2 separate regions of the Homo sapiens genome follow, and region 1 is linked to region 2. Evidence: read pairs that join two places in POLR2A ChIA-PET (ENCODE). Cell type or tissue: PC-9. All regions are shown on one strand. Each heading gives the region's core, and the rest is flanking DNA. Links, peaks and the distances in the headings are about the cores only. Region 1 overlaps EIF2B4 (eukaryotic translation initiation factor 2B subunit delta). Region 2 overlaps SLC4A1AP (solute carrier family 4 member 1 adaptor protein).

The links. Peaks named below come from ENCODE experiments on the same cell type or tissue, not always from the same donor. Only the 100,000 strongest peaks of a DNase experiment are listed, where the experiment ranks them.
Region 1: POLR2A ChIA-PET joins it to region 2 with 6 read pairs; 4 of 35 experiments call an interaction of 5 or more read pairs at or near these places.

What each region holds. Positions count from the first base shown.
Region 1 is chr2:27,363,916-27,366,721 of GRCh38, reverse strand. EIF2B4 (eukaryotic translation initiation factor 2B subunit delta) reads left to right here. Exons shown (of 13, transcript NM_001034116.2): 12 at 1,824-2,004; 13 at 2,123-2,370. The coding sequence ends at 2,322. All of the region lies in intron 3 of GTF3C2-AS2 (GTF3C2 antisense RNA 2), which reads right to left. Among named protein-coding and RNA genes, the nearest start is that of EIF2B4, 5.0 kb to the left of the region's middle. In PC-9, for the core only: no CTCF peak of the experiment used is centred there; no DNase peak of the experiment used is centred there.
Region 2 is chr2:27,680,972-27,683,777 of GRCh38, reverse strand. It overlaps SLC4A1AP (solute carrier family 4 member 1 adaptor protein), which reads right to left. Exons shown (of 14, transcript NM_018158.3): 9 at 1,419-1,530. Among named protein-coding and RNA genes, the nearest start is that of SLC4A1AP, 18 kb to the right of the region's middle. RefSeq lists an enhancer at 914-2,113. In PC-9, for the core only: a CTCF peak has its summit at 112 (motif pointing right); DNase peaks (open chromatin) are centred at 127, 1,347 and 1,797; H3K27ac peaks cover 2,500 bases.

The sequences.
Region 1 (2,806 bases), core at 205-2,704, 320 kb after region 2:
AAAAGGTGTAGTAGTATAGACATAATCTCACCTTCCCAAAGTTACAGTTTTGTTTTTGTTTTGAGATAAGGATGGAGTGCAGCGACGTGATCACAGCTCACTGCAGTCTTGACCTCCTGGGCTCAGGTGATCTTCCCACCTCCGCCTCTGAGTAGCTGGGACTACTGGTGTGTGCCACCATGCCCAGCTAGTTTTTTATTTTTCTTGTAGAGATGGGATATCGCTACATTGCCCAGGCTGGAACTCCTGGGCTCAAGCAGTTCCCCCTGTCTCGGCCTCCCAAAGTACTGGGATCATAGGCATGAGCCACTGTGCCCAGCCACAATTATTTAAAAATATTAGAATTATATAGCCCTGGCTTGGTGCCATGGCTCAATGCCTGCAATCTCAGCACTAAGGCAGGAGGATCACTTGAGCCCAGGAGTTCAAGACCAGCCTGCTCAACATAATGAGACCCTGTACACACACACACACACACACACACACACACACACACACACACACACCCCACCCCACCCCCACCCCGGGCATGGTGGCATGCGCATGTAGTTCCAGCTACTTAGGCTGAGGTGAGAGGACTGCTTGAGTGCGTGCGCGCGCGCACGCACACACACACACACACACACAGCTACTTAGGAGGCTGAGGTGAGAGGACTGCTTGAACACACACACACACACACACACCCGGGCATGGTGGCATGCGCATGTAGTTCCAGCTACTTAGGAGGCTGAGGTGAGAGGACTGCTTGAGCCCAGGAGGTTGAGGCTACAGTGAGCTGTCATTGCACCACTGCACTCCAGCCTGGGTGACAGAATGAAACCCTGTGTCAAAAAAAATAATTATATAGCTCTGTTTCTATTTAATTGGAAAAACACTGACAGTATATTACAGCAGTCTAGCTATTGCAAAAACATTACATTAAACTAGCAACCAGGAAGAGGGAACAAGACAAAAGTAACTTCAAAGTTTACTTTTCCTGTGGGAGATTTGGTGGGTCAGTGGTCAGGTGTTTTCACAGAAGAAAAGCCATCATTAAGATTTATTAGGCCGGGCACAGTGGCTCAAGCCTGTAATTCCAGCACTTTGGGAGGCCGAGGAGGGCAGTTCACGAGGTCAGGAGTTCACAATCATCCTGGCTAACACAGTGAAACCCCGTCTCTACTAAAAATACAAAAAATTAGCCGGGCGTGGTGGTGGGCGCCTGTAGTCCCAGCTAATCTGGAGGCTGAGTCAGGAGAATGGCGTGAACCCAGGAGGCAGAGCTTGCAGTGAGCCGAGATCATGCCACTGCACTCCAGCCTGGGCGACAGAGCGAGACTCCATCTCAAAAAAAAAAAAAAAAAGGATTTATTAATTGCCGGACTCAGTGGCTCACGCCTGTTATCCTGGCACTTTGGGTGGCTGAGGCGGGCAGATCACCTGAGGTTGGGAGTTCGAGACCAGCCTGACCAACGTGGAGAAACCCCGTCTCTACTAAAAATATAAAAATACAACAAATCAGCTGGGAGTGGTGGTGCATGCCTGTAATCCCAGCTACTCGGGAGGCTGAGGCAGGAGAATCACTTGAACCCAGGAGGCAGAGGTTGTGGTGAGCCGAGATCGCGCCATTGCACTCCAGCCTGGGCAACAAGAGCAGAACTTCATCTCAAAGAAAAAAAAAAAAAAGATTTATTACTTGTTGTCTGTTTTTGTTTCTTTCCCTTCTTTTCACAGGTGTTGAGATTTATTACTTGTCTTAATGTTGCTGTCCTGTAAGTAGGGGACCTTATTTTGCATTGATACAACAATGACATTTTTTTCTTCCTCTTCTCCTGTGAAACAGGTTTCCAAGGTGCTATTGGGAGCTCATGCACTCTTGGCCAACGGGTCTGTGATGTCACGGGTAGGGACAGCACAGTTAGCCCTGGTGGCTCGAGCCCATAATGTACCAGTGCTGGTTTGCTGTGAAACATACAAGTTCTGTGAGCGTGTGCAGACTGATGCCTTTGTCTCTAATGAGCTAGGTAAGGAGGCAAAAGAGAAGCCTCCAGCTACCTGTGAAGACTTGAGAGGGAGGGAGAGGGGCGGATAAACTAGAACTTCTTTTCTGAAAGAACATAATGGGTACGCCTTCCATTGCAGATGACCCTGATGATCTGCAATGTAAGCGGGGAGAACATGTTGCGCTGGCTAACTGGCAGAACCACGCATCCCTACGGTTGTTGAATCTAGTCTATGATGTGACTCCCCCAGAGCTTGTGGATCTGGTGATCACGGAGCTGGGGATGATCCCTTGCAGTTCTGTACCTGTTGTTCTACGAGTCAAGAGCAGTGACCAGTGACGGGGGAAACACAGGGTTAATAAATGCCATACTCCCTACCCTCAGCAACTCTGCTGCCTTTGTTTCTCTTTTAGCATCTCCACCACTTAAGTTAGGAGTCCAGACTTCACAACCCCTTTTATCACCTGCTACTCAGACCTTTGTGAAGACCTGCTCAAGTAACTAGCTCCATGCCAGTACATTGGGACTAACCTGAAGACCCGTATAAAGAACCAAAACTACCCAAATCAATCATTCACTGAGCATCTACATGCCAGACACTAAACTGGGTGTGAGGAGGAATATGAAAACAAATAGTCCTGGGCTGAGTGCAGTGACTCATTCCTGTAATCTCAGCATTTTGGGAGGCTAAGGCAGGAGGATTGTTTGAGCCCAGAGGTTTGAGACCAGCCTGGGCAACATGGCAATCCGGTCTCTACAAAAAATAAAAATTAGCTGGGCATGGTTGTGCTCATCTGTTGTTCCAGCTACTCAGGAGGCTGAA
Region 2 (2,806 bases), core at 79-2,578:
TGACAGTGTGAGACTGTCTCTCAATGAAACAAACAAAAAGAATACATAGCTAGGACTTCAGATTTCTGCCACCAGAGGGCAGTATACCCTAATTCAGGGTGTTTTGGACGAATTGTGCCCCCTGCTGCCCAAATTCATGTTTGAAGTCCCAAGCCCCAGTACCTCAGAATATGACTGTAAATTAAATTAAACTGAATTAAAATGACACTATTAGGGTGGGGCCCTAACTCAGTATGACTCATGTCCTTAGAAGAAGAAGAAGAGACACCAGGAGTGCAAGTGCACAGAGGGATGGCCATCTGAAGAGCCAGCAAGAGGGCAGCCATTGGTAAGCAGAGAGGCCTTAGAGGAAACCAACCCTGCTGGCAACTGTGAACAAATAAATTTCTGTTGTTTAAGCTGCCCAATCCCTAGTATTTTGTTATGGTGGCCCTAGCAAACTAATACTCAAGGTTCAGCTCTTAGGGGTAATGAAAACCTTTTAAAAGCTGAATCTATGAATAGGAATATAGATAAAGCAAAAACATACAGACAGACATATATTGTAGGGTAGCAGGGAAATCATAAAGCTCAAGAGACAGACCTGGATCTGATTACCAGCTTAGTTACATAACGCTGGTGTGATCTGGTATTTAACTTCTCTGACTCTATTTCCTCATTTGTAAGAGGCAATAATTCCCACACAGCAAAAGGTGTTGGAAGGATTAAATGAAGAAAAATCATATGGCAGAGGCAAGTGCACACACTATGTTCTTAAATGTTGGTGAGTCTGAACACTACATCTATCCACCTGGGGAAAAGCATTTAATGCAGGAGACCCATTCTTAAATGCAACATTCATGAGAAATTAATAAACTATGATTCTAATTTACAAACCATTTACTTGCAAATTGATTGGCATAAATTAATTCATCAATTCTTGATAACCCTAAGCTGAGAAAAAGAATCCACAAACTGGCCAGGCACAATGGCTCATGCCTATAAACCCAGCATTTTGGGAGGCCAAGGCAGGTGGATCACGAGGTCAAGAGATGGAGACCATCCTGGCCAACATGGTGAAGTCCCATCCTACTAAAAATACAAAAATTAGCTGGGCATGGTGGAGCACGCCTGTAGTCCCAGCTACTCGAGAGGCTGAGGCAGGAGAATTGCTTGAACCCGGGAGGCGGAAGTTGCAGTCAGCCGAGATCACGCCACTGCACTCCAGCCTGGTGACAGAGTGAGACTCTGTCTCCAAAAAAAAAAAAAAAAAAGAATCCAAGAACCAAGTTCTGGGAAAGATGTGATCATACCAAGCCCACAGCCCTTTCTCACATTACTATGGAATGAGTCATTTGTAGTTTCAAAAAAGAAAAGAGAAAAATTAGCTCAGGGATAACTCAAGGGCTAAAAGTTTAACACCCTGACTCACAACTTACCCCTACTGTTCCAGTTTTTAATTTGAATTTGCTTCCTCCTTTCATGGCACCAAATAGAGGCAATGTAAGCTTTTTAGCTTTGTTTTCTGCACCTGTAGTCTGAGTTTCAGTCCTAGGAAGAAAGAATAATTATACACATCTATTCCAGGGAGTCCCAAGGTTTTATCTAAAAATACCATGATACTGACAAAGAAACCTCTGGCAAAATAAAAATTACCACAAAATGAATATCTAAGCATATAACAATAAGAAAGAGGTATTCAGACCAACAGATTTTGAATGGACAAGAACAATGCTGACTGTCACAGACACAGAGCTATGATGAGGCTGCTCCCTTAGTCAAGTAATTTGCCACATGCTACATGACTTCACACCCATGAAATGACTACAGTACAAAGGTCACTGGCAAAGGAGAACATATAAGCAGCAGGAGATTGATCCATGGTGTAAAGCCCTACTTCCCACCAACCTCTGAAGAGTGTCTTACTTATCTGGAGCTCCCACTTAAGCGCAATAGCTCTGAGCACTTAAAAAAAAAAGTGTGCATGGGGATGGGGGTACAGTATGCAGGATACCCAGTGTAGTAATGACAAAGATATAGTGAGAGACTGCAACTGCTGAGCCTGTCAACATTCTCAACGGCTGGAGATAGTTAGAAAAGCTAAGCCCATTAGGACAAAGCTGAGGAAGGGTATAAAGAAGAGATAGTAGAAATTAGAAAGGCAGGGGGAGAACAGAGCAAAAACAAAAGGGATAGCAATTCAGTTGACAAGATACTCAGAGCAGGCAGAGGTGACAATGAGAATATGGCATGAGGAGACAGAGGAAACCCCAGAATAAGCATACTAGACTGAAAAGAAAGCCCTCTGTTTTCTTCATATTGACCATGGGACAGCCCTGAAAACTGGAATATAAGGACAGTAATGGCATTCGACTCACAGTGACCCATACCAGATGTTAGCTACCTGGCCCTCCCTGAAGCCCCACTTGCTACTACTGCCTTCTTTTACCTAAGTCTTATCCCCTTAGTAGCACTCTTAAGTCCAGCCTCAAGCCCCTTTCTCCCTACCAGAGATAAAACCCATTCCCTTGCTAAGGCCACCAGAAGAATGCTGCCTGCCTGGCCATGAAGGACATTTTGTCAAATCATTATCCTTCACACCCTTCCCCACAGGCCTCAGGAAGGCTCTGGCATAGAAAGACAGAAGCAACAGCAACACAGATGTTTTCAGCTACATTAAAAAGCCAGGCTGGCCTAGAGGATAAGCTAAGACTGGCTCAAAGGAGATGAAAAAGCAGAAGATGGAATCACAATCAAGATTGCTTGCAGGGGTTAGGGTAGGAGGCAGAAAGTTTGGAAGTTCAACCCATAAGTGAAAAGAGGAGGA